Linked DNA regions of Mus musculus: region 2 is linked to region 1. Evidence: chromatin loops called from intact Hi-C (ENCODE). Cell type or tissue: left cerebral cortex. All regions are shown on one strand. Each heading gives the region's core, and the rest is flanking DNA. Links, peaks and the distances in the headings are about the cores only.

Evidence for each region. A loop is a pair of places that touch in the nucleus more often than their neighbours do. Peaks named below come from ENCODE experiments on the same cell type or tissue, not always from the same donor. Only the 100,000 strongest peaks of a DNase experiment are listed, where the experiment ranks them.
Region 2: a loop joins it to region 1, with 2.3 times the contacts of the local background. A loop is called at or near these places in 2 of 42 quality-filtered maps.

Annotation. Positions count from the first base shown.
Region 1 is chr10:111,157,989-111,174,118 of GRCm38, forward strand. Osbpl8 (oxysterol binding protein-like 8) reads left to right here and starts at 6,814. Exons shown (of 24, transcript NM_175489.3): 1 at 6,814-7,208. In left cerebral cortex, for the core only: a CTCF peak has its summit at 6,834; DNase peaks (open chromatin) are centred at 6,727, 7,204, 7,391, 7,677 and 1 more place; H3K4me3 peaks cover 1,933 bases; H3K27ac peaks cover 2,224 bases.
Region 2 is chr10:111,244,978-111,261,107 of GRCm38, forward strand. It overlaps Osbpl8 (oxysterol binding protein-like 8), which reads left to right. Exons shown (of 24, transcript NM_175489.3): 5 at 10,711-10,781. Among named protein-coding and RNA genes, the nearest start is that of Bbs10, 46 kb to the right of the region's middle. In left cerebral cortex, for the core only: no CTCF peak of the experiment used is centred there; DNase peaks (open chromatin) are centred at 6,150 and 6,810; H3K4me3 peaks cover 1,089 bases; H3K27ac peaks cover 2,132 bases.

The DNA.
Region 1 (16,130 bases), core at 5,432-7,931:
CTGATACCAGAATACCTGGTGCTCTAATTGCTGTGCATTCAGTCATTTGCAAAGAAATTACAAGGCTAAAAGTCTCAGAGCTCAAAATGTCAGGTGCATTAATTCTGAGGATGTCTTAGGGTTTTACAGCTGTGAAGAGACACTGTGACCAAGGCAACTCTTATAAAGGAAAACATTTATAATGTGGGGCTGGCTTACAGTTTCAGAGGTTCAGTCCATTATCATCATGGCAGGAAACATGGCAGCCTGCAGGCAGACATGGTGCTAGAGGAGCTGAGAGCTCTACATCTTGTTTTGAAGGCTGCCAGGAGGAGGGTTCCTACACTGGTAGAGCTTGGGAACTAGCAGCCCACAAAAACCACCCCCACAGTGGCACACTTTCTCCAACAAGGCCACACTCACTCCATCAGGCCACACCTCCTAACAGTATAACCTCCTAACCTGTGGGCCAAACATGCAAACACATGAGTTCATGGGGTAGGTAAAACGGATTTAAACCATCATATTCCACTCCCTGGCCCCCACAGGCTTATAGCCATAGCATAATGCAAAATGCATTTAGTCCAACTTCACAAGCCTCCACAGTCTATCACCGTCTCAATAATGTTGAAAAGTCCAAAGTTCAAGGACTCTTCTGAGATTCATGCAATCTCCCAACTGTAATCTCCTTTAATATAAAATTTAAAAAAATAGATGGTATACTTCCAACATCACAGGATATACATTACCATTCCAAAATGTCATAGTGTGGAAATACTGGACCGAAGCAAGACTAAAATCCAGCTGGGCAAACTTCAAACTCTGCATCTCCATGTCTGATGGCCAACTCCTTTCAGCTTTGTTGACTGCAACACAATTCTTTGTCTTGGGCTGGTTCCACTCCCTGTTAGCAGTTTTCCCCAGCAGGTATCCTGTGGCTTTGGCGTCTTGGTGTTAAGCATGTTGGATATTGTTTAATTTTCCCCAGGAAGTGATTAAAATGTCAAGTTCCAATGATAAACAGTACATTTCTTTTTTGCCTGTTTCAGAAGAGATTAAAGAAACAACTTCAAAATACAAATGTAGGTGTCTGGGAAAATGGCTCAGTGATTAAGAGCACTAGTTGCTGTTGGTATCAGGACCTCTGACATCACATCTAGGCGACAGTGCGAACTGCACACCTGTTGCCAAAGCAACAGCCACCATATTCCCAGAATCTACTTGGCTCACCTCCCACCTTTACCTGTGGCTACATCACTATCCATATATAAAAAGGAAGACCCCCTCTGATCTCCCTCTCTCTTCCCCCTTCTCTTTCTGCCTCCACCTTGCCCTTTTCTCTCTCAGTGATCCTTTTTTTTTTTTTTTTTTTTTTTTTTTTTTTTTGGTTTTCCAAGACAGGGTTTCTCTGTATAGCCCTGGCTGTCCTGGAACTCACTTTGTAGACCAGGCTGGCCTCGAGCTCAGAAATCTGCCTGCCTCTGCCTCCCAAGTGCTGGGATTAAAGGTGTGGGCCACCACGCCCAGCTTCACCCTTTTCTCTCTCAATAAACCTGCTGTGGAACTGTTTGGCCTGGTGTGGTCTTTCTGGAACCATGCCACAATTACAACAGTTGCTCTTTCAGGGGACCTAGGTTTGATTCTCAGCACCCACATGGTGTCTTATAACCATCTTTATCTCCAGTTTCAGGGGACCTGATGTCTTCTTCTGACTCTCGTAGGCATCAGGCATGTACATGGTACATATTCACACACACATTCGCACATAAAATACTCATACACATAAAATAAATCTCCAAATTTTAATCAAAACAAATGTGGGCTACAAAGCACTGTTGCAGGATTAAAATGGTTTTTTAAAATAAGATTTATTTTTACTTTTGTGTATGTGGGTATGTCTGTGTACCACATGGCACATGGTTTCAGTTCTCTCCAGGACTCCTTCAAACCTAGGGCTTTCCCTGTAACTGGGGTTTCACTTCCACCAGTGGTCTTTCTCAGCCCCTCACAGTTCCAGCCCTCAGCTGCTCTCCATGACCCCTTCAGTCCTGTAACTTTCGCACTAGTAGCAACCCGGAAACACACTGTCAAATTTAGCTACGAGCTTGAGTTGCATCCGTTGTCCCCTATGGAGCACAGCTTCTGTGTGCTGGTCCTGAAGGAAATACTTCCCTGAAGATTTCATCTGAGTGACATTGGTTGAAGGGACTCTAGCCACTTTTGGCATGGCAGATATGAATCTAGCAGGCCTGGCCTTTCTCCCCAGTTCCCTCTGCCTTGCTAAAAACTGTTAGCTTGCATTCCTAAAGCTAGCCCCCAAGGTCTCTTCCCTTATTTGGTCAATCCCTCCTCCTGAGGCTGACTACCATGGTTCAGCTCAAGGTTCAACGTATTTGAGTCCAGCAATCAAAAGTCCCTGTTGCATCATCTAATTAACATGCCCAACTAAAATTAAACATCTCATCATCATGTGGAGTTTCCCCCTTTACCTTTATAAACTGCTGTTTGCTTATTCCTGTCTTCTCTCTATCCAGAAGCAGTCCTTTGTCCCACTCTGTGACAAATAACTTTTTTCCCTCTCTCTTGGCCCCTTTCTCCCCTCTCCTTTGTCCTCTTTCCCTTCTTCCTCTTCCCATGTGTCTTGTCTTTGTCCCTTACCCCTGCTCTCTGTCCCTCTGGGACAAATGAATCTTCTGTGAGCTGAGAACATAATCTTGGGTATCTTGAGCCAGCTCCGAGGTTCCCTAACATTGGTCACAGTGGTTTTTTTTTTTTTTTTCAGTCTCAGTTAATGCTACAGCATCAGTTATCATGGTCAGGGTCTTATATCCATAGATTCTTAATTCAAAGTATGACAAGAGCTGAGCGGTGGTGGCGCATACCTTTAATCCAAAACTTGGGAGGAAGGCAGAAGGATCTCTGAGTTTCTGAGTACCCAGGACAGCCAAGGGTACACAGAAACTCTGTCTCAAAAAAACAAACAAACAAAAATCAACAACAAACAACACCCCCCTCCAAAACCAACAACAACAAAAAAATCAATCAACAAACAACAAAAAACAACCAACCAACCAAACAACAACAACAAAACCGCCACACCAAACCAAAAAAATATGACACGACTGGCCCTGATAGTTGATTCTGCAACTTCCCAAGCCAGGCCTCCTCTGTCCTGGGCCTCTCTCAATATGTTTACCGTCCAGGCTCTCACAACTGTTATTAAGCTCTGAACGCTCACCAGTGGTTTTTTAGCCCAATGTTCCAAAATCCTTATACAATCTTCCTAAAAACAACATGGTCAGGTTAATTACAGCAATACGTCACGTTCCTGGTACCAATTTCTGTTCTTATTTGCTCTCTGTTGCTGTGATAATAAAACTCTGACCAAAATCAAAGCCAAACCAAAAAACCAACTTGGGGGGGGGGGCGGTGAAAGAATTCATTTGGCTTACTGTGCACAGTCTGTCACACGGACTAAGGCAGGAAGTCAAGGCAGGAACTGAAGCAGAGCCAATAACTTCTCTGCACACTAGCTTCTCCTTCAGGCTCGAATTCGGCTACTTTCTTACACAACCCAGGACCATCTGTATAGCACCTCCTGCAATGGGCTGGGCCCTCCTGTGTCAGTTAGCAATCTCGAAAATGCCCCATAGTCCATTGGCCAATTTGACCGGAGCAATTCCTTAATTGAGACTCTCTTAGGTATGTCTAGATTTGTGTCAGGCTGACAAAAACTATGATACCCTAGATGGGGCTGGATTTGAAGTTCCAATCCACCTGCCTCAGCCTCCTCAGTAGCTAAGATTACAAGTCTGTGCATTGTTTTGATTGTGGTTATGATATTTATTCTAGTCAGCTGTGATATATGTCAGAATCACTAATTATTCATGACAAATTTTAGCATTGAGATATGGAAGTGCTTGAAAGAGGTACTTACATTTGCTTTCCAACAGCTTCTTTACTTTCAATTACTTGCATTCAATTTGAAAAAAAAGATTTTATTTTCACTTATGTGTTTGTGAGTACAGGTAACCGTGGAGTCCAGTCGTGGGTATAGGATCTCTGGGGGTTAGAGTTGCAGGAGGTTGTGAGCTACCCAGTATGGGTGCTGAGTTCTGGTTCTCTCGAAGAGCAGTAGGTGCTCTTAACCATTAATTCACATCTCTAGCCTTAAAAAATTAAAAACCCACATTTATTTTATGTGTATATGCATGTGTGTGTGTGTGTGTGTGTGTGTGTTGGTGTAAAACAACTTATGGGCGTAGACTCCCCCCTAGTAGGTCCCAGTGATCAAACTCAGGTCTTTAGCCTAGTCACTATGTGACTTAAACTCTTGAGACCCTCCTAGTTCACCTCACTTTCTTTTCTTTTTTCTCTTTTTAAGTGAAACTAAAAAGCTACAACTAGTCTGTCAGGAATCTGTGTAATCCTTAGTATACGGATGGGGGTGGGGTGGGGTGGGGTGGGGTGGGGAAGCTACCACTCCTTAATGAGTTTGTAGTCAAAAGCCCGACTCTTATCAGAACTGGCGGTACAGTAATTTATCTAGATACATATCTAATTAGCTACGTCTCTAATGTAGGTCTCTTTATTGCTCATACCCTCTTTTACACTGCAGAAATGGCCAGATTTTCAAAGGCCAATTGAAGAAATTGGGGCTGAGGCAGAAGGGAATTAGGCAAAGCAATTTGCCGCCTCCTTTGTTGCAATCTTCAATTTCAATTCTCAGGGTGAAAGCAAAGGAAACAGCCAAACAGCCAAGAAGGTATATTTTTCTTGTTATCTAATATTCTAGGAAAATTGTTTAAATATATTTAACTGCAGGTCACAGTAAGAAATACAATTTAAATAACAACAAGGGACATACTTTTACCCTGATTATTTGTTTTTAAATACAGGGTCTCTCTAGGAGTCTATGTAGTCCTGAACTTGCTATGTAGAAAGAACAGTCTGGTCTTAAACTCTACAGAGATGGGCTGTTATGGCCAGCTACTCACAAGGTAACTTTTAAAAAAGATTTATTTTATGTGTACGGGTGTTTTGCTTGCATGTGCATGCCCTGTGCCTGAGGGGGTCAGAAGAGGTGGGATTTCCTGGACCCACCAGCCAGCACATGGGTGCTGGGAATAGAAACCAGGACCTGCAAGAACAGGTACTCTTGACTGCCTCATCTCTCCAGCCTCCCACGAACTGATTATTGCTTGGTTTAGATATTATGCATTCTTATCTTTTAGATTATATCTCATTAAAACCCAATTCATTAAAAAATGACATTGGCTTTTGTTAGTCTGAAAAAAACAGCATTGCTTCAGATAAGTGACATTTCAATCTGCTGATAAACTGGAACGTTACCGCCATCACATAACAATGTTTCCTGCCTTGCACTGCCTCAGCACTCAGAAAGGAGAGAGCCAGGCAGCTCTCTGTGAGTTTGAGACCAGCATAGCCTACAGAAGGAGTTCCAGGACATCTAGGGTTACACAGAGAAACCCTGTCTCTTTGAAAAACAAAACAAAACAAAACAATCAAGCAAGAAAAACAAACAAAACAAGAAAACAATAAACTTCCCTTATGTTTATGTAAAATACAAATATAATTTCTTAGGTTTCTTAACAGAAGAATGTGGCAGAATCTTTCCCTCATTGGAACAGTCCTTCATGACAAAATCTAATTGTTTTTCAAATGTTAACATAGCTGCATCAAGATGTGTTTTAAAGATCAGCGGCCTGGCATTATTTAACTGAGCAGTAAATTGCTCTTTCTTTGGGCAACAAAATGGCCACGTCTGCAAATTTTTTAGAGCTGCTATGAAATACATCAGTAACAGGCAGAATCCTATGGCCTACTTAAGTATCCAAACGATCAGAATGTCATCTGATTTCCTGTCAAGAAATGTAATGGAAATTGTGTAAAGTTAAAAAAAAAATTCTTGGTTCCAGAGTAGAAGGATAAAGGAATAAGGAATTGAATTTTTATCGTAGAGAATGGCCTTGTTAGAGGCAGCTCATTCCTCCTTCTGCACTGTTAGGTCGCTTTTCTCTTCTTCTGTATTGTAACTGGCTTTCTTCCAGTGATGAGTTCTGCCCCTTTCCTCTCCACAGGATGGGGAGGGATTTCTGGGGTCATGGTTAAAAAAACAAAAAACAAAAAAAGCCAAGAGTTGAGGTACAAAACAACAACAACAACAACAAAATCCGAAGAGTTAAATTAGGCTTTCTGTTCAAATTGAGAGGTACTATCAACTTGCCACGTCGCTAAAACCGTCACCAACCTCACTGTAAAACTTCATGACTGTAAAAGCTGGCACCCAGGATTCTGAACATGACTAGGAACAATAACAAGAAAGCCTGCTAGGCTATTTTCATCCCAGCGTGACTGAAGTCTACATCTCAAACCTCCTGTGAGGCCAACAGCTAATGAGACACCACAGTGAACGTGTCATTGGAACTTAGGCAGCAGGGACTCCTGGCTGCTTCTCAAGCCCCAATTTCTCCTGGCAGCCTCCTCTGTGGGCCCGGCCAGAGGTCGGGAGGCGGGTCCTGCCCAGCGAGCACTTCAGAGACCTGCGGGTAGCCGGCCCTCCACCCCAGGGCTTCCTGAGAGGGAACCTCGAGGGCGGGGAGGGGAGCGGAGGGGAGGTGACATGACAGCTCGCCATCACCACGAGCTGCCAGCAGCTGCCTCTGCGCGCCCGCCCAGCAGAAGCTACCCGGGGACCGCCTCCTTGCGGCGTCACGTGACGGGAAGGGGGCGTGGCCCAGGCCCGGGCTGGGGGCGGGGCTGCGAGAGGGGCGGGCCTTGGGATGTGAAGGCTGGTGGCGGCTCGCGGCGCCCAGAAAGGCGGTGTCAGGGCGGATGACAGCATTCTGCTGCGACGCGCTCCCAGCTGGGCGGCGGTGGTAGCGGCAGCGGCAGCGGCAGCGGCAGCCGGGGCGGCAGCGGCGTTCGACTCGGCCACCGCCGAGAGCGGTAGCGGTAGAGAAGGAAGAGGTTCCGCCCTGGCCCGCGGGCGGAGGAGCCCGAGTTCGCTCGCCGCTCCGGGCCGAGCCCCCGCCGCGGCTCGCCTGTGCTCTCCGTCCGGGCTGGCTCTCAGTTCCCGCGGGCGACCGCAGCCGAGAGAAGTTGAGGAGGGGGGGTCCCACCGGACACTAAGGCCCCGGACTCCGGCGTCCCTGTGATCCCACGGAAGCCTGCTCCCTGCGGGCCGCCTCCTCTGGGGCTCCGCATCGGTGAGTGGCGCTCAGCCCGGTGTTGGGGAGCAGCGGAGTCGTGCCTTTTGGGGTGACTGTAGTCCCTCAGTCCTACGTTCTGAGCTCGGGCTGTGGGCACTCGTGGGTACCCCGCGCCGCGAGTTCCCCTCCTGCCTCTCCTTTGTCCCTTCTGAGAGGGAGATTGGCAGGGCTGGCGGGGGTGGCGTGTTTTTTGGGGCCCGCGGTAGGTGCGTCTGCAGCGGTACAAAGCCCAGTGGGGACCTGGGATGGGGGCGGGGGCGGCTCGGCGGCGTTCCGGGTCCCGAGTGTGTCTGCCCCTCCCGAAGTTTGACAGGGCGACGCCGGGGCTCGCCGGAAGCCCCCCGCGCAGGGGGTGAAAACCTGGCGCTTTGTCGCCCCGGGCGGTTAAGGCAAGGCTTGGGGTTTTCCTGTGACAGCCCCTGAAGAGGTTGTGCCGCTCGCAGGCGGACCGCACCCGCCTTTGCAGAGACTGTCGCGGTGTTCCTTAAACCTCAGCTCCGTTGGCCTTCTTGCCACACTGGAGAAAAGGCGGTGTCTTCGTTGCACTTTTTTTTTTTTTTTTTTTACGTTTTGTTTGCGGCTAAGCTGTGGAGAGTGTAATCAGGTTCCAGGGAGTTTCATATGGAGCATGCTTTTGCTTCATTGAGCAACCCACTCAAGACCGGCTGATGCGAAGCAACAGTAGATGCAGATTTTCCATTCACTAAAGTCATTTAACACTTCTTTGTGAGCGACATCTGCGTCGTGAAACATAACCTAATTTCATTTTAACTAAATGCCGTCTGAAATAAGTTAACTTGGGTTCGTCTCTAAACAGATGGGAACACTTATCTGACGATAGCATATCTGCTTTCAATAACTTAATGAAGTTTGTGCCTTTTTGCTGCTGGAAGACTTAAGTAACAGTAGTATTAGAATACCTTGGGTTAGCAGGGAATTCTTCAAAGTAATTTCACTGTAAACAACCTCAAATTAGTGCAGCCCCAAATTAGTGCAATTAAAGGTCTTTCAAGATAACCATTTAAAATAGTTTTTGCCTCTTGAAGAATTCCAGAGAACAATTGAGGTATAGGTAAATTGCTTGTTACGCTCTCTCTTCCCCTGGGGTTTCATCTAAATTTGATCATGCCGAGAGACTGGGATCAGTTGCTGTGCTTGCTAGAACCTGTTTTGCAGTGAGATTATTAAAATGCTGGTTTTATAAAAACAGGTTTTATAAAAGGAAGGGAAAGGCCATGCAATTTAAAATGCACTCTATTAAAAGACCAACTAATTTCTAACATGTTGCTCTTTCTTTTGGGTAGCAAGTATGTACTCTGTCTTTTGGTAGCAAGAATGACTGCAGTGTGCTTGTTCAAAGTGTTAGCAAAGGGGATAGATGAAATTTAAGACCTTCCTAAAGCTCTTTAATTATGGAGATTACGTTGTTGCGGTCAAATTCCATGTGAACAGTTTGAGCCCCAGAGATCACAGAGGTGCCTAGAAATGCTGTTTAATTAAACCTGGACATGGTTTGCTCCTTGCATTGAGTTGTGCTCATTACTGAATGTGTGGTCTGTGCAAATGGTCTGTCTGTTCATTTAGAATTGTCATTTTTATGTGTTGCTTTTCTTTTCTGAGATAGGGTTTTGCTGTGTTGCCTAGCTGGCCATGGTATTCATTATGTAGCTCCGGCATGGCAAAATCCTCCTGCCTCAGCCTCCCGACTTCCACATGTATTCCACTGTGCCTAGCTTTTGTTACATTTTTGGAGCTAAGAAATGTTTCTTAACACATTCATAAGATTTAGATATTTGGTAAAATGGTTTTTGCTTCTGAATTCACTTTGGAATTGAGAGTTAAAAATATGCTTTGGAGATACCCATGCAATCCTTTGAAAAGATGTTTTCTTTCATCTTACTTTGGAAATAGTGGTACAATTATGACTTACATAATGTGCCATTACACAAAGATGTTTGTTTTTAAAGGACAAATTGCAAGTTTTAGCTAAACATTGAGTGGTCTTAGTATATTTCAATCTGGTTTGGGTAATTACTAATCCATCAACGATCGATAACCTAGACAAGGAATTGATATTTAGATGTTTTGTAATATTATTCTTGAAAACATTTACATTATGGCAATAAGTGTCATGTTTTGATATTCTTATATCCAAAGTTGTAAACATGAATAACAGTAATCTTTGCATGCCAGACAGTCAAACAAAACAAAACAAAACAAAAACCAACAATGAATAACAATAATCTTGGGTTGTCAGGCAATCAAAAGAATGAGATAAGATCATACCTTATTCTTATAAATATGATCTGTAAATGAGCCATAAGTACAGCCTAGAGCTTCTGAGACGCTGGGTGTGGCATTTGCTGGTGATCCTGCTCTTGGGAGATAGGGAAAGGAGGGTTACCTTGAGTTTATAGCTAACCTTGAGATCCTGTAACAAAACCAAAAACCAAAAAAAAAACAAACAAACAAAAACACCCCCCCAAAAACCCAACCAACCAACCAACCAACAAACATCCAAAGGGGGGCGGGGGAGGGGGGGAATCCGGAAACCTCGGAGAACAGTTGAATGTAGGTGGCTGATGGAAAGGAGATAGAAGTTCTTAACTGCAGCATTGTGGTTGAAGTAGGTTCCCTGGGTGTGGGACCCTAGGAAAATAAGAGAGCTACTGGAAGATTTCCTGGCGGTATGTGCTAACAGGTTTTAGGCTTTTACCTTTACTGCACACTCTCACAAAAGCATGCAATCAGATAGACTCTAGAAGACACAATTATAGGGAAGAAGTCCTTAACCTGGAACTCCATCCTTCTAAGTTTACCTGTGTAGTCCTAGGTGATGTGTACTTGCCACAAAAGCAATAATGCGTTTTGTTTACCAGTCAGTGAAAACTCTCCCAGTATAGCAACCATCCATATTGTTCATCAATTACTGTATGAAGACAACAACAACAACAGCAACAAAACCCAAAAAAACAAACCTGTAGTTCCACCCATGTGACTGGAGAACAAGAGGAGTATGTGGTAGTGCCACTCAGAGTAGATACAAGTAGTGAGATGATGAAGGGAAGAAGCCCTTTAATCTGGGCACTTCCTTGGAGAAAGGGATTTTTATGGTAGGCTTTGGCGGAGGTTGTGCATTGGTATATTCAGAGCGTAGAAGACAGAGTGAACCAAAATTGGACCTGGTGATACAGGCCTGTAACTCAGCTATTTGGGAGTCTGAGATAAGGTGATCACAAGGTCAAAGCCAACTTGATCTGTAGAGTGACTTCAAGATCAGCCTGAACTTGCTGACAGGATGGCTTTGCCAGCCTCATGACCTGGTGTTTTGAGTTTGATCCGTGGTAGGAGGAGACTAGCAGCTCTTTTAAGTTGTCCTCTGATCACCATACACAGCCTCTGTGACCCATCCCCTATAAATTAATGAATAAATGCAAACTAAGAGAGAGGGCAGCCTGAGTAACTTACAGTGGAGAGCTGCCTGGAGGCAGCTTACAGTGGAGAGCTGTAAGTTAACCAACCCCACCCAGCACTTGGAGGCAAAGGCAGGTGAATCTCTGAGTTCATGGCAAAAACAAAAAGAAGACAAGAAAAAAGGAAGCTAAAAATCGTGTTGGGAATGGATGTAGCTTAAACAAAACAACCATGTTTCAGTCAGCAAAACAAACATTAAACAGCGTCACAAATAAGCACAGTTGTTTTTATCTTGTGTTACATTAGCAAGAACTTTTCTTCTCCCATCCCAGTGCTTATGCAGTCACCTCAGAGGCACATGCTTTTAATCCAAGGCAGAGGCAAGCCTGAGTTCAAGGCCAGCCTCGGCTACAGGGTTCCTGGATAGCCAGGGCTACATAGAGAAACTCTGTCTTGAAAAACCAAACAAAACACAAAGTGAAAATACAGAGTTCTTCAGTTTTTCGGAATGGCAATATTATAGTTACAGAGGGAAGTTTGAGTATATCTTAAACAAGTAATGGGCCCTTCAGCAGGTTACTAGCCTTGGCTTTCTCATTTGTAGAGTGGGACACTAACCTTACCTTACGTGGTGGTTTGGAGAATGCAATTACATGTGTTTTCATCTGCCTACCTCAATATTTAGCATGTGGAGATTTTTCAACAATTATAAAATTATGTGAAATTTTTTCTTTGCATCTAGATCTTTAAGTACTGTTTTGGTTCAGTTGTCATTAATTTGAATTTAGGGCCTTGCATATATTAGGTAAGTGCTCTGTCACTATTAGTGGACTACTTAGGCCATTTTTCCCAAGTTCACATATTTTACTTTCTTTACCTAATTGACTCATGGTAATATCCTTTTAGATTCATAGTTTTCTGTCTGTGTCTGTCTCCTCCTAAATTCTCATGTAGTCAGGTTTGACACTGAATTCCTTATCCTCCAGTCTGGTCTTGTTGCTACAGGAATGCCCATTCATTCCCCAAAGGTAGTTTTTCTTTGTGTAAAACTTAGTGTTTTCTGACGGGCAGGTGGCGCATACCTTTGATCCCAGCACTTGGGAAGCAGAGGCAGATGGGTTTCTGAGTTTGAGACCAGCCTGGTCTACAGAGTGAGTTCCAGGACAGCCAGGGCTACACAGAAAAACCCTGTATCAAAACAACCAAAAACCAAAAAACAAAACAACAACAACAACAAACCCTTAGTGTTTTCTGATAGAAGTGAATCTTAATTGTATTAGTGACCCTTGTCACAGATTACAAGGAATGCTGGCTTCCTCAGAATCGTGAAGCTCCAGTGCCCATTGGTTCTCTATGACGCTCAGAGCTTCGTTATTCTGTCTGGATCTGAGCAGCACTCTGGTGCATATAAGATGCTTGAGGTAGACTTTGAGTTTTGAAATGGTAGAGGCTGCTTACCACAAATCTGTTTTAACCAGGAGTGGCAGAACGTCTGATTCTTTAGGCTTTTCTTTCTTGTAAAATTAAAAAGAATTGTTTAATTAAGTGCACATGAGTACAGGTGCCCATGGAGACCAGAAAGGGGACATCAGTGCCCTCGATCTGGAAGGCTGGGGTAAGTCACCTCACATGGGTGTTGTGAGCCAAACTTGGGCTCCGGAAGAGCAGCAAGTGCTATATCTGCTGAGCCATCCCTCCAACCCCTAAAATTTATTTTAAAAGAAGTTACCTTTATCATCATACTTTTCTGTCCATTGTTTTTGAAACAGACAAAAAGCCAAGGAGTTTTCAAATAGCATTCTCTACTTGTAGAGATATAGATGGGTGTAAACCATGAGGATGGTTACTTTCTGTTTTATTTTAGAATTCAGAAGTTTTGGAGTTGACTGATAGGCCTCTCCAACATTTCTCTCCACATGTGCTTGTGTGTACAGGCGTATTTGTATGTACTTGTGTGTACATGCCAGTGTTGTGCTTGCTGAGTAGGCTAAACTGGCTAGCTGGCCAGTGAGCTTTAGGTATGACCGTAATTCTCCTTTCCCAGCCCTGGGACTGTACATGTAGGCCTCTGTCTGGTTTTTACACATGGCCAGGAGAGTAAACTCATGTACCAAATGCATGCACATGAGCACTAGTTATGAGATGTCACAGTTTCTTGCAAAGAATCCAAAGCCTTTATAAATTACTGAATGTCTAGTGGGAATGCTACCCCTCTGGAAGAGAGGAGCTGATGTAAGCGGTATTTTGAATGAGGTTGGAAGCTGGTGCCAAGAGGGCATGGATACATTGTTCAAGTGAGAAGGTGGGAACTGGAAGAAACCAGGTGTGCTAAGTGTATACTTTTGTGTCTTGTCTATTATTGAAGATGAGCAGTTCAGAAGCTAAGAAAAACAGCACTGTGCATTGTAGTGTGGCTTTTGTAATAATACTGTGTGGATACAAATATTGGCAGCAATGGATTCTCTTATCACCATCATTTTAGACATGTAAAGAAACAGAATAACATTGACTTGGTGCCAGACTGTAAGTTCAGAACTACTTTATTGTCTCTGGCTGACCAGGGGTGGCCACAGGGAAGAAAATGCAGCTGTAGGCTGAATTGACAGGCTGAAAGGGAAAGTGTGTAGAGGCCAGGCACAGAACCTGTAGGCTTCTCAGTTCTTACTTAGTAGAGAAGAGACTTTACTAGAAACTGAAATAAACAGAAATTAGCAGTAGAAGCTAGCTAGTTGGTGCCGAGGCTGCTGTTAGGAGGGGTGAGACCATACTGAAGAGGGATAGGAAGGGCAGGTGCAGTTCATTGCTTGCCACAGTCTTCCTTCCTCCCTGTCATCAGGTGGGTGTGGTGGATGTGCTGTGCTGTCACGCTGGATTGAAATGACGGAGGAGTGGGTGTCCTTTCTTTACCTTTTCTTCCATTTGTGGAGTCAAGTCTGAAGGTTGGAGGTCTTTTGGGGAAGTAGACATAGGTTCAAAGGATCTAGTCCCTGATTGTTCGGGAGATAGCTCAGTTGGTAAAGTGCTTGCGAGGTCCTGCTGCTTGGGTAGCTGGTTCATGCCTGTGCAAGCATGCGGCCCTGAGGTAGGTTACAGGTGAATGCCTGGGCTCACTGGGCGGCTAGCCTCACCTAGTCGGGAAGCCCCAGGGCTTCGATAGACCGTCTCAGAAAACCTAGGTGACAGTGCGTGGGGACTAACACTCAAGGTTAGTCTCCGGCCTCCACACAGAAGTGCATCCATGGGCGCCTGCACACGCACCACATGGACACACACCTGCTCTCTAAGTAAACAAACGGGTTCCAGGTAGAAGCAAAGTGTGCACTAAACAGGGACATACCAAGTGGACTGGAATTTTGGCTGAAGCTACTGAAAATTTGGGGTTTAGCAGTTAATGGTGTCACAGCTGCAAGCCATTGAGTAGATGAAGTGCTTGAGATCCTAAGAATATCTGTAAGAATGGTAGCTGAGGTGGGTGATGCTGAGCTGCTGCTGATACAGATACACAGAGTATACGCCGTGGATTCAGCGAGGGCCATTGGCCAAGCCTGAGATGCCTGTGAGGACGCACAGGGTAGTCCTTGAGTCTGTATTTCGATGAATGCTGATAGTATCCATGCCATGAAAGTTTTGTCTTGTAGCAGACATTGCCATAAGAACTAGGATTAGAAGAGTTCTCTTAAAGCAGAATGTCCTGTCCTGGCACGCAGTGTTTCAGCTGGGTGATGATTTGGTTATGTGTTCCTGCGTGTTAGAGAATGGGTTACCCCATCCCTGAACCCACTAGATTCCAGGAATACTCTCGTAATTGTAACAGCTAGAAAATGTTTCAAGACATTGCTAAATGTCCTCTGGGATAGTAGAGACACTACCTTAAAGACAGAGTGAACCTGTAAGCTATAGAAAATCCCTCTCTTTAGTTAAAGAGCTTTCCCTTCTGTTAGGGAATAGATGAGGGTTCATGGGAGGTTGTTTATGGATGTGGAGTGAAGGAAATGTGCATTGTTTTTGTAAAGGTTATAGTTTCTGTTGGATTTTTATTTATTTTTTCCTTTTGAGACAAGATCTCATTGTTGAGCTATGGCTGGCCTGTGTCGTCTAGGCAGGGCCCCAACTCCATGTGATCCTTTTGTTTTTGTACCACCATGTCTGACTTGTTGACTCTTGACCCATTCTTAGTTCTATCAGTTTCATATTTAGTTTCCTTCAAACAGCAAGAAAGCTACCAGTTAGCTGAGCCCAAATGAAGACATTACTGAAGTTTTTCATTTTTTTCTATATTTTTCCTCCTAATTATGGGTACTTTGTATTTCCTATTTAAACACAGTTTCCGCTATGTAACCCTATCTCTGCATTATGTCCTGAGGTTGCTTATAATTGATAAAAGCAAGTAATGTTGACACTATGACTATGTAACTATTATTTATGGCTGGGTCAGGTAGTATGCATAGATTGTGATTCCTTTTCTGTAGATTTTATTATGTAGTCCCCGAGTAATTAAAAAAAAGAAAACAGTTGATAATACCAAGGTTCTGACTATTGAATTTTTTTAACGTTTGGGCAGGACTTCCTGTTTCCCTAATTTTTTCCTTGTCCCCTCTTCTAACAGTATATGTCTCTACCCTAGTCTTCCCTACACTGCCTCCTTACTCCCATCTATTCTATTGTGCTTTCAATCTGAGTGGTCAGCCTCTAGATTAGACAGCTTGCCTTTTAGGTCTCTTCCTATCACTTTCTTCTGATATGCTGTTTTGTTTGCTTGGTTTCAGACACGGACTCTCACTGTAGCCCAGGTTTAGCCCAGCTGACCCCAAGTTTACAGCGATCGGATCCTTCTTCAGTGCTAGGAATGGGCCAGCATGTCCAGTCCTCATTTTAGAACTCTTTAATTGGATAATGTAACTTCCCTTTGCCCCTATAGTCTTGTGGAAGTATACATTCTCAGGTGTGTGTATGTGTGTGTGTGTGTGTGTGTGTGTCCACCTACCCATCCGTCCATTCATCTAGAAGATGAGTGTTGGGAGCCCTGACTTATTGCTCTCTAACATATGCCCTTGAGACAGGGTTTCAGTCTTGAACGTCTTGCTGGTTTTCATGTTAGGCTGGCTAGCTAGCAACCCCCAGTGATCTTCCTGTCTCAGTCCTCCGATTTTAGGGCCCTTCAACCCTGAGATTACCGGCCATACCATCTGGCTTCTTAGGGTGCGGGAGATCCAAATTTAGGTTCTTATTGCTGGCTCAGCAAGTGTTCTTTCCTATTGAGCCATGTCCTCAGCTCACTTTTGTTCTTTCTGAGACAGGGAATCATGTAGCCCACACTTTCCTTGAATTCACTTTACAGTTGAGGATGACTGTAAACTTTTTGTAAGACTATAATGTTAGAATCTAGCTGCTGCTCTGGCCATGGGCACCATTCACAGCCTTTCCCCTTTCACAGATAGCAACAGGCACCCTATTGAGACATTTTCTTGGCGTCTCTAGCTAACAGACTCCCAGGTGCCAAGATCT
Region 2 (16,130 bases), core at 4,693-7,192, 86 kb after region 1:
CACTGAATATTGACAGACAGAACTCACAAGTGGAGTACAAGATGAGCTTCTGGCCTCGTTTGAGCGTGGCCTGTAATTGGCTGAAGCTCAGTGGCTTTATGGTCTTGGCAGACATCTGATTTTCTGTTGCAAAATTAGACCAAGTTAAGTTCACATTCATTTATAAGCAAGTTGTTTTGTAGTTCATTCTATAGGAACTCAAATTACAGAGAGAGCCTCTGTCCAAATATCTTCAGCCTATTCAACAAGTCCTTGTGTAAAGGGGCAGTATTGCTGGAGAAGTATAAGCCAAAAAACTCTGGGTTGTAGCGTGGCCTTGATTTCTTTGAGAATCTACTAAGAGTCATGTTATGGTTTGGATATCAATGAACCCAAAGGCTCATGTGTTTTGGGCTTAGTCCCCTGGTGTTGGGGCTGTTGAGGTAACTGGATCTCTGGGGCTCTAACTTCATGAATGGAATAAGCCTTTAATAAAGCCTAGCTTCTGAATAGTCTAGTAGAAGGTAAATCTTGGTCCTGGTGTCTCCTTGGCCTCCTGGCTGCTGTGAAGTAAGCAGGTTTTGTCACATGCTGCTGTCACTAAGGTGTTCTGTCTCACTGCATGCCTAACAATAGGGCAAGCCAAAGCAAACATGGACTAAAACATCCGGGACCATGGGCCTAAACCCTTCTTTTTTCCTTTGAAATGTTGTCTGTCAGTTATTTTGCAACAGTCACCAAATGCTCCATGTGAAAGGACTGTTTAGTCGTTGTGAGTGCTCAGCATTGCCTGTGGTGTGGTTCTGGGCTGTTGCTATAGCAGGAAGACGGCAGAAGTAGTCTGTACTGTGTAGCCTATCAAATGAAAAGTAGGACACCTTCTTGTACTAGAGGTATTGTCAGTTAACTCAACTGTGAGTCTAGGGAAAGAGACAATTCTAATAGACACTAGGAAACGCTACAGGCCAGAGAAGAACCTGGGTGAAGGAGACCCAAGAAAGATGGTACCCTGGTAGGGGACTTTTTGGTGAAAGGAGCTATTTGACTTGGTGATCTTTTATATCCTAAACAGTGCTGATTTACTGTTACCTTTTTTTTGTACAGTATATATGCTGTACAGTGTATGTTGTACAGTCTTTTCTAAGTGTGCTGGACAGAAGTAAGCTCTAGAAGAAATTATTTACATGAGAATTGTCTCAGTTCTGCCAGACAGAGAAGAGCGGCTTGGGGAGAGAGTCCCATAGCATCTGGTTGGAGATGATACAGACGCTTGGGGGGAGAACTCCTCTGAACACTGCATCCTTTGTGCATCAAATTTGACTCTGTATTAGAACCACAAGTGACAAGAGGTGCGCTTGATGACTCTTTAAAAGCATGCAAAAGTAAATAAAACATGAAAGAAAAGTAGGATTTTGAAACCTATAGTATCTTAAATATTGTTAATATATTCTAATGTGCATAATTGAGAGTTTGGCAGGGTTAAGATTTCTAAATGGGGCTGGGTGGTGGTGGTGGCAGCAGCAGCGCACGCCTTTAATCGCAGCACTTGGGAGGCAGAGGCAGGCGGATTTCTGAGTTCAAGGACAGCCAGGCCTACACAGAAAAACCCTGTCTCAAAAAACAAACAAACAAGCAAACAAACAAAAAGATTTCTAAGTGGGACACCATTCTCTTTGAGATATTAAAGACATTGCTTGTGTGTCTCACTTGAATATTTTAAATTATTACTTCATCCATTTGACACGCAATCCAGTGTAATTTGCTGCTGTGAATTGTATACAAAAGGACTTTTTGATATAAAGACTGACGTGTGACATGGCTTTTGTGCCTCTTTGCACCTATATTTGTGCATCTTAGGTTCACTGTCAAATTTGTGTTGCAGTTGTATTCCCATCCTTGTTTATGGTCATTAAAAACAAAAGCAAAAGCAACTTCTTTCCTCTGATGTTCCTTGAACTTTAGGAGAGAACTCAGTATTCTAATGTTTTTACCCGGAACCTTTGTAGACTTCACACAATAATCTTATAATATAGATGCTACTCTTAGTATTTTATAGATAAGGAAATGGAGACCCTATTAAGTTTAAACCCTACTTAACTGTAAGAGGATAATGCCTTTTGTGATACCTTCTTTATTCCTTTAAAGGCAAGCACTAACTGTATGAATTAATTATAATTTTCTGATTGTCTATGGTTATTAATTTCCATTTTATGGTATGGGGAAGAGTGAAACAAGGCAAAAACAGAGGCCCTCAGATGACAGCACCACAGCTCCATAAACTTAATTTAACAATGATTTTTGAAATGCCTTTGCCCAAGGTGGGCAGGGATAGCATTATACAGGAAGTTTGGTTGTTTTATATGTAGCCCTGGAACTCACTATGTAGACCCCCTGCTTTTGCCCCTTGAGTGCTGGGATTAAAGGCATGTACCACCCACATTATTGGAAACTGAGTTTTTAAATGCTTTTCCCCCCTTAAGAAGAAATACTCTTAAGGTTATATGGACTGATGTTTTATATGAACCAAACTCAGATTTAAAGTGTGTGCATGGTAAGAAAGAAACTGAATCTTAGGGCAAAGTTCTTATAAGAATAAACCACTAAGTTTAACTTGAATGGAGTAAGATAGGGTAAGGCAAAAGTAATTTAATAAAATGAGTTCTTGGGAATTTTAAAAGTTAGGCATAAAGAGATGGTATAGGTTATTACTTTTGAGATAACAAATGATTTGTTTTTGTATGGACAGAAGTCATTGGTAGATTATGTATTTTGAACAAACACAGGGGAGAGGAAGTGAAGCAGCTAATGCTCCAAGGGTGTGCGGCGTCTTTATGCTGTCGTTTAATCTTCTGTGTTGATTGGCTCACATTCACGGTGCCCTAAGACTCCTGTATTCCTCTTAGAAGTAAAACTTACATGTTAATTCTCTGCTTTAGCAGCTCTGATCCACCAAAATTGTACTTGAAAGAATATCTTTCCTTGTGAAATTTTAATCATGGCCAAGACAAGCAGCAGATTAGATATAAATCTAGAAGCTTCAGTAAAGATAAACAGTATAATGTTGGGATCTGTTTTTGAAGTAACCAAAAGCTGGAAAGAGAAGAGTCGGGAGAAGAGGGAGATGTGGCCAGATACTACAGAAATATAATAGATGTAATGACAGGCTTGTCGTCTTGAGAGAAGAAAGAACCCTATTACTTCATCGAAAATGGCTAAGTATTGATCTTGCTTTGTTTTTCTAGAGCAGTGAGCAGCTCAGTGCAGGGCATCGTTTCTTTGATACAATCGTAAAGCATTAGTGGAATAGCCCTTTAATCAACTCGTTTTTAAAAAGGAACCAGTTGTCTGGCTCAGTGCCTTTGCCGTCAGTCTCTCTATCTGTTTATTGCTGATTTGACAGTCTCTGGTCCTCCTTTGCTGTTAAATGTGTGTGTCCTTTGTTTGTGCTGGTTTGCTACATTTGGATGTGAGAGAAAAGCCTGTCTTTGCCATATTGGGCTAATTAGCCTTCTGGGTGAGCATCTATATTAAATAGACCTTCTAAACCATGAAAGAAGAGAGTTCACAGCATCGTAGATTTTCTTCATGTACTGGGGTTTCGTCTGTTTTATTCCCTCCACGAATTGATGGCCGAAAGCTCGTCCGGAATGCTTCGTTTGGAGGATACAATGAACTTTCTCCTTCCTTACAAGGTTGGTTTGTTTCATCTTGTGTTCTTGCCTTAATTTCTTACATTTTCTTAATGAAAATAATACGGGGATTTTTAAAATCTTAACATCATGTTTCATTTAAACAAGTGTGTTGTGAAAGCTTAGCTTTCAGTAGCTGCCTATCTGTAGCCGGGCTCTCCCTCATCTTCTTGTACTAGTCTCTTCAGCTGAAACTTGAGAGCTCCGAGTCAGTAAAATATGAATCTTGATTTTTTTATCATGTGCATTTTGATTTAATGTAGTAGTAAATATATGACCCTGATGACAGTTAAAACATTTCCGAATTTGATATATAATACATATATATTCCTGTAAAGAAATGGTATTGACAGAGGTATTAGCAGATGAAAGCCAGACATTTAACATGATTAGCCATTTCTGTAAAGGAGTCATTATAATTAATGTTTATCATATGTGCTTTTCTTACAACCTTTTAATTCTTGACGACAGTAAAGTTTTCTAGGTATATATTTTTTGCTAGACTTATTCATGTGGAGTTAATTTTTGCTAAGAAAATTATATGTTATATACAGTATAATATTTATTAAATGAAATTAGATACTTTAAAGCTATCATTTAGGCATTAAATGGTCAATAAGATGTAGAAAACTTGAGCTTATATTTGAAAACTATTGTGACAAATATTTGGTTATTCATTTTAATATTAACTAAAATAAATAAATATATATATTGACATTTACATTTTTTGAATTTGAAGTAGAGTTTTAGTTTTACCCCTAACCTTTTTGGGTCTTTGTGAATAACTATAATGACAATAAAGCATTGTTTTGAGATACCTAAACATTAAATAAATTATAAATTCACTAATTTCAGATTCTTTTCTAACAATGTTTTCAAAAAAATAAAATAAAATAAAAGCCCATGGTTCTAAGCTATACCTAAGTAGCATAAGCTTTGAATAGTATTTAATCTGTATTGTCTTCTTAACATAGTGTGGTTCCGATCATGGGTCGTTTATGTCCTTAAGCAGTGTAAACTTTAGTGTGTCCTTATTCAGAAGTGACTTTAAAATACAGTGTAGCTTTTAATACTGTATGTGCAGCCTGTGTTTTTGCACGAGACTTGTTCCTGTCTTGTGTTTATCTTCCAGACTGTTTTTTGTGCCGTTGCTAGGTATAGTAGCGCATGCCATTTGTTGACCTTCACACCAAAGATCTGTTTAGTATTAAGGAATAATCAGTGACCTTCGTAAACAATAGAAACCTGACGGTGTGAAAGTTTGGTATAAAACTTCAAAGTAAGGAAACTTGAAGGCATTGTTGTGAGTTTATTTTGTCAGAGGAGTAAATGATGTGCTGAGTCTCTCACTCAGTTCTTCCAGCAGAGAAGTCCTGTAGGGATTCTTGTGTGTGCTGTGAGAAAAGCTCTTCAGAGTGTCCGCTCTATCAGTCAAGCAGTAGAGTGAGGTGCCCCAGAGAAAGGGCTTTGTGTTATGTGTTGAAGTTAAAGGTAAAAAGAAATAGACATCTGATGCCTTTTGAGATATTTTATTGTTCTGAAAGATTATTTTAGATGCGTTTGCTTTCATATAGTAGCATTAAAGGAGAATTAATTCTACCACAGTGATATTTGAAGATAACTTTATCTTATACAGCAGTTACTTTTTCATTTTTCGTTTTTATAGGAAATTTTATCTGTTTCTGCTTCTATCTCTATCTTTCTCTCCCACACCCTTCTACCAATAACTGCATTATTTTGTTGATAATGAGCTGTATTCTAGAGCTCCGCCCTTGCCTGCGTGCTCATTATACCATTGTGATGCAGTATGCTTTGCTTAGTTAGGATCTAATTATATCTCTAAATCTCAGATCTTATTTACAGCTTTTGTACTTGTTTCTAGAACACTACCTAAGAATTGTGGGAAATCCTTAGCAAAGAAATCACCTATAAAAGACTTTACTTCAGGCTTTTAAAAATAGTGTTTTACTTCTTAAATTTTAAATTTTCTTAAATTTTAAAAAATTAGAATTATTCAGGCCCAGAGAGATGGTTCAGTGGTTAAGAGCACTGAGTGCTCCTTCAGAGAACACAGGTTCCATAACCAGTACCACATGGTGGCTCACAGCGCCTATAACTCCAGTTTCAGATGTTCGGACACCTTCTTCTGGACTCGATGAGTACCAGGTTTGCATGTGCTACACATACATAAACTCAAGCAAAATATCCACAGATAAATAGTAAACACTTTTAAAGTTACAATTATTTAGTGTGTGTGTGTGTGTGTGTGTGTGTGTGTGTGTGTGTGTGAGAGAGAGAGAGAGAGAGAGAGCAGGCTGTGGGCTCATGTCGAGGTCAGAGAGCACCTTGCAGGATTTGGTTCTTTCCACTATGTGGGTCCTGGAGATTGTACCCAGGTTGTCATGGTGAGTGGCTGGCAAGTTCTGCTACCTGCTCACCCACCTTCCGGACCCTCAGCCTTTGTTACCATACATTTTATAGTTCTTGGGTCTTCAGCATATGGCTGTTAGTTAAACTTGCGTTGGTAGAAGTACAAGCAGTTTTTTAAAAAAGACCAAAGCAGCATAAACTGTTTGCTGTTATATCTAAACAGCAATGGTTAGCAAGCCGAGTTTGCTCCTGTGACGCAGCTTGTCAATGATGCTAGCATTTGTATTCTTTAGAAAGCTCATTTACTCAGAACCAGTGTCCTGTTTTAGTAGAAGTAAACTCTGTGTGCTAAGAAATTATCTAATATAAAATTTATCTAGACAAGAAACTGAAGTCACTAGAAGTAAACACAACTTGACATGGACTTATAATTACCTGACAGAAGCGTTCTCTTCAGTAGAATTATTGTGAGCCTATTCCAAATATGGAAACATTAGAACAAAGGCTACCGTAGGTGTCCAAGTTACCTGTGACTGATTCTGTCATTAGGGAATTCTCTTGTTGTAGCTTTGATGAGACTGCTTTGGAGAGGCCTCAGTTATTCTGGTTTTAGAGAGTACTGTGGCACTCTCTTCCAGCGTCCTCCCCTGTGGCAGCCCTGGCTTCAATTGCTTGTCCAAGCTCTACAGTTCGGATCCCGGACAAGAACTGTGTGTTCTCAGCTGTTACCTGCCTTCCTTGTGACAGCAGTGGGACTGTCACCCGTCTCTGTTGGAGTCCTTGCCTCCCCTCTAGACAGCAGCCTTTTCTGTCACATGGTAGGAAGTAGTGGCCTGGACAGGCTCTCACGTGGCTGGCCTGCAGCTTGCTCTGTAGACCAGGCTGTCCTCAACTCAGAGATCCAGCAGCTTGTGTTCCCCGAGTGCTGGGAGGAAGGGTGAGCACCACCATACTTGCCTGCTGCTGAGCACTCTACTAACTATACTTCATGGCATAAGACTTAAAGGAAAGGTCCTGACTCTCAAACTTTTATGGCAGACATTTTTTAAAGGATAGATCATTTTGTACCTTTTTAGGAATTAAGATCTATCCAGTCTCATGAGAAGATCTAGCATCAACACTAGCAACAATTTTTTTACATTACTGTGTTGAATTTCCCATGGAAACCCAGTATGCAGTTTGGAAATTTTTTATTTTAGAGGGGTGTTTTTTTTATATGTTTTGTATATTTTATGTTGACCATCTGCTTTTTTAAAATTTTAGTTAACATTTAAGGAATTTGGCCAGATTTGCATATTTTAAAAAGCATTTAACTTCCTCATTTATAGATAAAATTAAAAATAATTTGAATTTAATCATACACTATGATATGAAGCAAATTATGTGATTTGCAAGTTCAAAATATGACACTGTTAAAATGGAATTCATTTATTTAGTTTGAGAAGTCGTATATAATGTAGGTTCATGAATACTGTTTTCTAACAGTTTGGACATTGTTGGTTGTTTGCTGTAGTGCTGGGCATGGCTCAGCTGGCAAGGTGCTCTATGAAAACCTGAGGGCCTGCGCTCAGATCCCCAGCACTCACGCACAGTCTAGGTATAGCAGAGCATACTTGTGGTCCAGCGCGGGGAAGGTGGAGACAGGAGACTTGCTGGGGATTTCTGGCTAAGTAGCCAGATGGACAAGGTTCAGAGCAAGACTGAGCTCATCTCAGAAAATAAAGTGTAAAGTAATTGAAAAGACACTGACGCCAGCCATGGGACACACAGACAGGAAACTTAGTCACACATACACACAAGCACAGGAAAGAGTATACATACACACAAAGTTTAATTTATAGCTTTCTTTTCATTATGGTTCTATTTTAGAAATAATATGTGGATGTAGACACAGTGAGCTGGATTTTTTTTTAACCTAGTAAGTGGGTTGATACAGATTGAGCCAAGGCTAAAACAACACTGGGAAATCTGAAGTCTTATGTGTTCTTCCATGTGTATATTTAGAGGGTCCTGACGTTGTGTTAGTCATTAGTATTGAGAATTCTTTATGGGTGTATTTATTGCTTTGAGTACTTTTTTTTTATTTCAAGCTTAATTTTGTAACTTCTAGTTCACTTTATATTTAAGTTTCAAATTCCTGTAAGTTTTCATCTGAAAATCCATGTTGCAGTTATGAAAATCTCCCCACCCCCATATTCAAACTGAGTAATCTTTACTTTTTCTAGAGAGAGAAATATTTTCATGCTACAGATTTATTTTAGTAAAAATATTAGAATTAATAAGATAGAATAGAATTAAAATTTATAAACATCAAACAATAAATTAGAAATCATTTTGAAATGCTTCGGGCATTGGTCCTGTTGTTGATTCATCTTTGTGACATGGGAAGAGCTAACACTCTGCCCTACAAGTAAAAGGAGCATCAGTATTTTTAGACTTACTTATTTTTATGTCTGCCTTTTGTTGTTGTGTGTGTGTGTATACATACATACATACACACACACACACACATATATTTATGTATATATATATGTATATATATATGCTCTTTGTGTGTGCCTGATGTCCCCAGAGATTGAAGGAGGAGTTGAATGTCCTGGAACTGGAATTACAGATGATTAGGAACCCCACTATGTGGGTGCCAGGAACTGAACCCAAGCTTTTACAAGAACAATGCTCATAACCACAGTCTTTCCAGCCCTGTTTGTGAATTCTAGATTCACAGTTTTAGACTGTTTAGAAGTCAGAGTCAACATTATATACATGTTCATCTAATTCTTATAATAAACACATTATTAGATATTTACTTCCCCTTTTAAGATGGCATCTCACTGTATTACCTAACCTGGTCTCAAGCTGCTAGATTCAACTATTCTTCGTGCCCCTGCCTCCCAGATAGCTGGTACTGCAGGCACGTGCCCTACACCCAGGCTGGTTGGTTGGTTGGTTGATTGTATTCTCTTGCCTCTTCTTTCCCTTCCTTTTCTTCTCTTCCTCTTCTTATTTCTTTTTCTTCTCCTTTCCTTCTCCCTTCTCCCTCCTCCCCTGCCATGTCCTCTCCTGTGCCTTCTCCCCTCTTTGATGTATTCTTATTGAAGATTTATTTTCCCACCCTTCTTTATCACCTTATGAAATATCTTTCTAGTTGACAGTAAGAGTGAAAAGCTTACTTGGATGTTTTTTTTTTTTTTTTTTTTTTCAGTTCAGAAATCAGCTCACTAGCATTCTGGGGATGTATCTTGGTTTGCAGAAGACATTTCTAACTTGTGCATGGCAGTGATTGTGTTCCCTATAACTGTGTACACTGGGTGGAGCGGTGCAAGCCTGTGTAAGCCCGCCACTCCGAAAGTGGAGGCAGTGGGAATCAGAAGTTCAAGGTATTTCTTGGCTCTATATTGAGTCCAAGGCTAGCCTTGGCTACACCAGGGCCTATCTTTAAAAAAAAAAAAAAAAAAGCTTGCTAGGCTAAAAGGTCTAAGAGGATGATATCATGTGAATTGTTCCAGTAGCACAGAAAGTAATATTCAGGTTGGCACTGGTGGACTCGAGAACTCTTCATTGCCATTCTCTTTGTTCCTTAAGAATGTCTCAATGCATGCAACCTAGTTCTGTCATACGAGCATACTCACCCTCCATCCTCCCCGTAACGTTTCCCAGATCCACCCCCTTCTTCCTCCACCGTTCATAACTCCACCGTTCATAACTTCTTCCTCCCTGTTCATAACTTTGCCCTTTTAAATTTTCTTTTTCCTAATATATACATGTGATTGATTGTGTTGATGAATACCATGTATATGTTAAGTGCGAGGCCAGAAGGGAGTTGACAGATCCCTGAATTGCCTGATGAGAGTTCTTAGGCCCTTGGGAAGAATGGCAAGTGTTCGTAACCCTTGAGCCATCCCTCCAAGTAAAAACAAAAACCTACAGAATCTAGTTTGGCTCTACCTTAGTTTTTTTCATTAATTTATTCACTTTATATCCTGATTTTAGCCCCTCTTTCTGCATAAACGCTTCCAATTCTCCTCAGAGAAGGGGAAGCCTCTCATGGTGACCAACCCACCCCAGCACATCAAGTCACAGCAGGACTAAGGCTCATCTTCTCCCACTGAGGCCTAGACAGGGCAGCCCAGCTAGGGCAAAGGGTTCCAAAGGCAGGCAACAGACTCAGAGTCGGCCCCTGCTCCTCTTGTTAAGGGACCCACATGGAGACCACACTGCACGTATGCTACATATGTGTAAGGGGCCTAGGTCCAGCCCCTGAATGCTCTTTGGTTAGTGGTTTAGTCTCTGCGAGTCCCAATGGGCCCAGGGTAGTTGACTCTGTAGGTCTTCTTGTGGTGTCCTTGATACTTCTGGCTCCCTCAATTCATCCCCCCACTCACCCACAGACTCCTGGAGCTCTGCCTAGTGTTTGACTGTGGGTGTCTGCATCTGCGTCCATCAGCTGTTGGATGAAGCCTCTCAGGAGACAGTGATGCTCGGGCTGAGCGTTCTAAGGCTCCACCTTAATTTGAATGAAATGCAGTGAGATGAACATAAGCCATAGTAGTTTGAACTCTGAGTACAAATAAATAGCAAGCATATCTAAATTGAGTGGCTCATGTTTGCTCGTTAACATTAATGACTGTATATTCAAAGTTGTACTAATTGAATATTGCCATTTCTCCCAAAGGTTTTGAAAGAGGAAAAGAAGACATTTCTCAAAATAAAGATGACTCTTCACTTTCAATGTCAAAGAGCAAGGTAGGCGTACTGTTGTTCTCAGTATGTGATAGGACGTTTTTTGACATTTAAAATGAAGGCACTAAACTGAAATTCTCTAAGTGTTGATAGAAATTTTTGTTGGTATTTTTAAACCACGTGTATATATGAAAAGTATAAAGGTCTCTACTTGGACTGACTGAGGTGCTGTGGAGTACTTGGGGTGTACTGACTGGCAACCATTGCTCTCATCGGAGTAATACTGACTATGTACATGGGCTGCAGCAGAACTTCTCAACCCCAAATCTGATAGCTCCACTCAGAGATGTTTCAGGCTTAATGTTTTTAACAAGACATTTTTAAGTATTTTAAATTTATTTATATGACCATCAAGATATATACATGTAGGCTTAGATTTTTTTAAAGCCTACTTTTAATAAGGGTTCTCAAACATTTTGATTCCCCCTCCCCTCCCTCCTAGTCCGCCATCCAAAGGTAGGTGAGAAAAGATGGTAAATAGGATAAAGGGATGTGGGCCTGTTTAGAAGTAGTTCTTTGGGGGCAGTTCTAATCTCCCTTTGTTAGGATACCAGCAGTCCAGTTCAGTAGTATCAGAATACCAATCATGAGTCAGCAGTGGTGACATGATCCAGCAAAACCAGCCAGCCTCTACCGAATCTGCATAAGTCAGAGGGAGCAACCAGAAAAGCAGGGATGCCAGGAGTTCCCTGTGTGCCTCTTTCAACTAAGCAAAGATATCGAAGATGAGAGACCAATGAACTGTTGCATAGCTAGCTTTGCAAGAGCCCCATCACTGCCCATTAAGTCCTATGTATACTCTCCAAACATCGTGTGTCCTCCCATGGGTTTTGCTTCAGCAAAACACCACAGGAGTCTGCATTGCATGAAACTACCAAAAACTTCCAGGTCATATACATTAAGCAGATAATGAACAAAGATCTTTGCAATACTCTCCTATAATTAAAATAGGACATGGTTATTCTATGTTAGTATTTTTTAAAACACCAGTATAGTGAAGAACTAGCACTCTATAGATTGATAAAAGTTAAATGAATTTTAAAAATTTGTCCAGGGATTTGACTTCCAACTTTTTTTTGATAAGATTTAGTAGCAGTGGTGAGAGCTTCTTAAAAGTTTTTGGAATCAACTTAATGGTTGAAAGAAATCCTATTTCTTTCTTGCTTTTTTAAAAAGATTTATTTATTTATTTATTTTGTGTATGAGTACACTGTAGCTGTTTTCAGACACTCCATCAGGTCCCATTACAGATGATTGTGAGCCACCATGTGGTTGCTGGGAATTGAACTCAGGACCTCTGGGAGAGCAGTCAGTGCTATTAACCACTGAGCCATCTCTCCAATCCCAGAAACCTATTTCTTAACCCAGTGAACTCTGCTATCCATAGCAGTAGGCCTTGTTCATCCTGCCGTATATTTCTGCTCCTGCTCTTAGGAATAGTGAAAAGGATTACATAGCATGTTTTCATTCCTGCTGTGTCCATACTCTGTATAGTTAACTTTACGAATATTTGTAGCGTCAAGGTGCATGTTTAGGATGAAAGTTTCACAGGACATTTATTTATTGGGTATATGTGTGCAAGTACATGTGTGCATGTAGGCATGTGAGGGGCAGACGACAACCTTGATTGATTTTCCTTTGGCACTACCCATCTTTTCTCTAACATACTGGGTCTCTCATTGGCCTGAAATTCACCAAGTAGGTGAGACTAGCTCCCGTGAGCACAGAGAATCTGCTTCCCCACTCTTCAGCATTAGAATTACAATCACACATGGCCACACACACACACACACACACCCTTTTTGCGTGGGTTCTGGGAATCTAACTCAGGACCTCATGCTTCCCAAGTGAGTCATCTTCCAACCCCAGTACATTGTATGTCTATAATGAGGAAGTGTTTAGTCATATAGGTGGGAAAATGTACTCCTTTTCTTTTTTTAATTCATTGCAAGGTTCATAGCTGATTCCCCTATAATAAAAGACATATCAACAAGACTAAGATATACATTTATTTAATGTAATGTCACATAACATTGGAGCCTTTAGAAATGAATACACGCCCGCCTGCCCGCCTGCCCGCCCCCCCCCTCCCAAGAAGCAAATAGGGAAACTTGTATATTTTTATGTTTTAGTTTGATGAAGAATATAAGTCTGATGGAGCAAAAAGGGTAACAAAGGGCTGGAGATCTCATCCAGCGATATTCTCTTCATCCAGGGATTTAGCTCCTTAAAAACATTAAGAGGGGGATGGAGAGATGTCTCAGCAGTTAAGAGCACTGACTGCTCTTCTGAAGGCCCTGAGTTCAAATCCCAGCAACCACATGGTGGCTCACAACCATCTGTAATGGGATCTGATGCCCTCTTCTGGTGTGTCTGAAGACAGCTACAGTGTTCTTACATATAATAAATAAATAAATATAAAAAAAATTAAGACGATGCTCTGGTTTGCTTTCTATTGCTGTGATAATATAGTGACCAAACTCTGGGAGTAGAGCTTAGACTTCATGTCACAGTCCACCACTGAGGGAAGTCAGGGCAGGAACTTAATTAAGAACATGGAAGCAAGAACTGAAGAAGAGACCGTGAAAAACAAAAAAATGCTGCTTATCGGCTTGCTTAGTCTGCTTGCTTTATTATACCACTCTGGACCACCAATCCAGGTGTAGCCTTACCAACAGCAGGCTGGGCCCTCCCATTAGTCAATCATTAGTCAAGAAAATGCCCACAGGCCAATCTGATGGAGGGAATTCTTCAGTTGAGAGTCTTGCTCGGGTGACTCTAGTTTGTGATGAGTTGATAAAAACTAACCAGCACAGATTGAGGATAAGGAAGGGCAGAAGTCAAGACTATTTGTTGAGATTCTTCTTGGTGTCTGTGTGTCATTGGACCCTTTCTGCCTAAAATTACATATTCATTTGTGGCCTGTCCCAGGGAGACAGATAAGGTGCAGTCAGAATGGCTTCTTCCTTCTGCACTTTTCTCTTAGCTTCCTTTGTCTTAAAACAAGTAGTTTGCTGAGATGCTGCATTTTTCGAGCAGTGTGTGCTGAGCTCTGTTGGTTATTATATAGAACCTGTAACTTTTAAAAATCAAAGAAACGCCGGGCGTGGTGGTGCACACCTTTAATCCCAGCACTCGGGAGGCAGAGGCAGGCGGATTTCTGAGTTCGAGGCCAGCCTGGTCTACAGAGTGAGCTCCAGGACAGCCAGGGCTATACAGAGAAACCCTGTCTCGAAAAAACAAAAAACCAAAAAAAAAAAAAAAGATCAAAGAAAAAAATGTATCTTAACCATAGCTAGAAATACAGTAGAATTTATTTTAAAGGCTTGTTTCTAAGCACTTAGTACCAGAATTGTGGAAAATGTGGTTTAAAAATATTCCTGTGCAGAAGCCTTTATGAATATAAACATGAAGCTACTGTGTCATGTCTACCTTGAGAGAGAAGGAAATGGCAAGGAGGCTGAACTCTGCAGACTTGGTGGACACTAATAACTGACACAGAAACGGGCCTTGTTACAACTGTGATTCTTGTATGCAGGGTTTATTTTGTGTGTAGAATTTAAAAATTAAAAGGATACTCATTCTATTAGGTACACCTCAGCTGCTAAGTAAATATATATGGCTGGTGGCTCCTGTGTCAGACTACTCAAATGTAGTGAAATGGAGGGCAGTCTGGACCGCTTGTGACCTTGTCCTGAACAAAAACTATACTTAATAACTCTTAACATGATAACCTTTTGGTATTAATAATATTATACTCACTCTGCCATTTTTCAAGAGAAACAATAACTAGTTTGTTCCTAAATATTTTAATGTATAACTTGCTCATTCTTATTTAAGTAATTTGGGGGGACAAATTTAAATTTTTAAAATTCATTTTATATTTATGTATATAGGTGTATTGCCTGCATGTATATCTGTACACCACAGATATGGTACCCGAAGGAGCAATAAGAGGGCTTTGGGTCCCAGGAAGTAGAGTTGCAGACAAGCTGTGAGCCACCATGTGGATCCTGGGAACTGAGCTCTGGTTCTTTGGGAGAGCAGTCGGTGTTCACAAGGCCCAGCCACCAACCATTTCTCCAGCCACCAACCATTTCTCCAGCCACCAAAAAAATTTTTAAATGAAGTTTTTATTTTTTTTTTCATGACAAGAATGGCCAGTCTGAGTAATTTGTAGTAAGATAAACGGAATCCTATTGCTAGGATAAGGGCTTTCTGTAGCATAGATCCCGTAACTTAATTCTCCAACTTCTGTGTATGTACCTATAAGTTTGTAAGTTATTAGTACTTGTTTTTTAAAAACAGTATGCTTACCTGAATAAGTTCCTTTCCAGCCCAAAGTATCTTTGTAATCACAGTAACTTAATTGCTGGTTTTTTTTTTTTAAGTAAATGTAGTGTTTTATAGTTTCTAAAGGAAATCAGAAGAGATTTGATGCATAATGCCTTATTCTGAGAGGCGGATTTTGACTACATTTGCAATCAAGAATATAATTAGAAACCTGAATCACAGCATATATCAAGTATAATGTTAAATACTTTTTGTGTGTTACCTCAATTAACCCCCAAAACAACCCTGTGAGTTAATAGAAAATTAGGATATTTTAAGAGAGAAATAACTTTAAAGTTACGTTGCCTGAAAGGCCATAATAGTTAAGTGTGTGTGTGTCTGGGACCGGGGGGCTGGGGGCTAAGCATTCTAAAGCCACTTAACAGTGGCTTCAAGAAGCCCTTTATATTAAAAGCCTTGACAGTATTAAGATGGTGACCAGTCATGTTAATGAAGGGAAAAAAGCTTACTGTAATGAAATATTGTCAACAAAGAAACAAAGATGGTTCATGTGTTTTGTTCTGTTAAAAATCTGTTAATTCAGCCGGGCAGTGTTGGCGCATGCCTTTAATCCCAGTACTCGGGAGGCAGAGGCAGGCGGATTTCTGAGTTTGAGGCCAGCCTGGTCTACAGAGTGAGTTCTAGGACAGCCAGGGCTACACAGAGAAACCCTGTCTCAAAAAAAAAAAAAAAAAAAAATGTTAATTCCGAGTCAGGCCTTCTGGGTCATGCCTGGAATTTTAGCTACTTAGGAGACTGAGGCGGGAGGATTTTAAGTTCAAAGACAACTTGGGCAGCTTTCTTAAAATGTAAAAAGGAAAAAAGGGGGGCTTTAGGGATAGCTAAGTGATAGAGCATTGTTACAATGAGAGAGCATTTTTTGACATGCAAGAGGCCATATGTTCAACCCATTACCAAAGTTTAAGAAAAATAATGTGCTGGCTCAGAAAGCTGAGGCAGTGCTGTTTGGGTCATAAAACTTGGTTACTGACTTGGCTGTTTTGTCACACTAGACTGCAC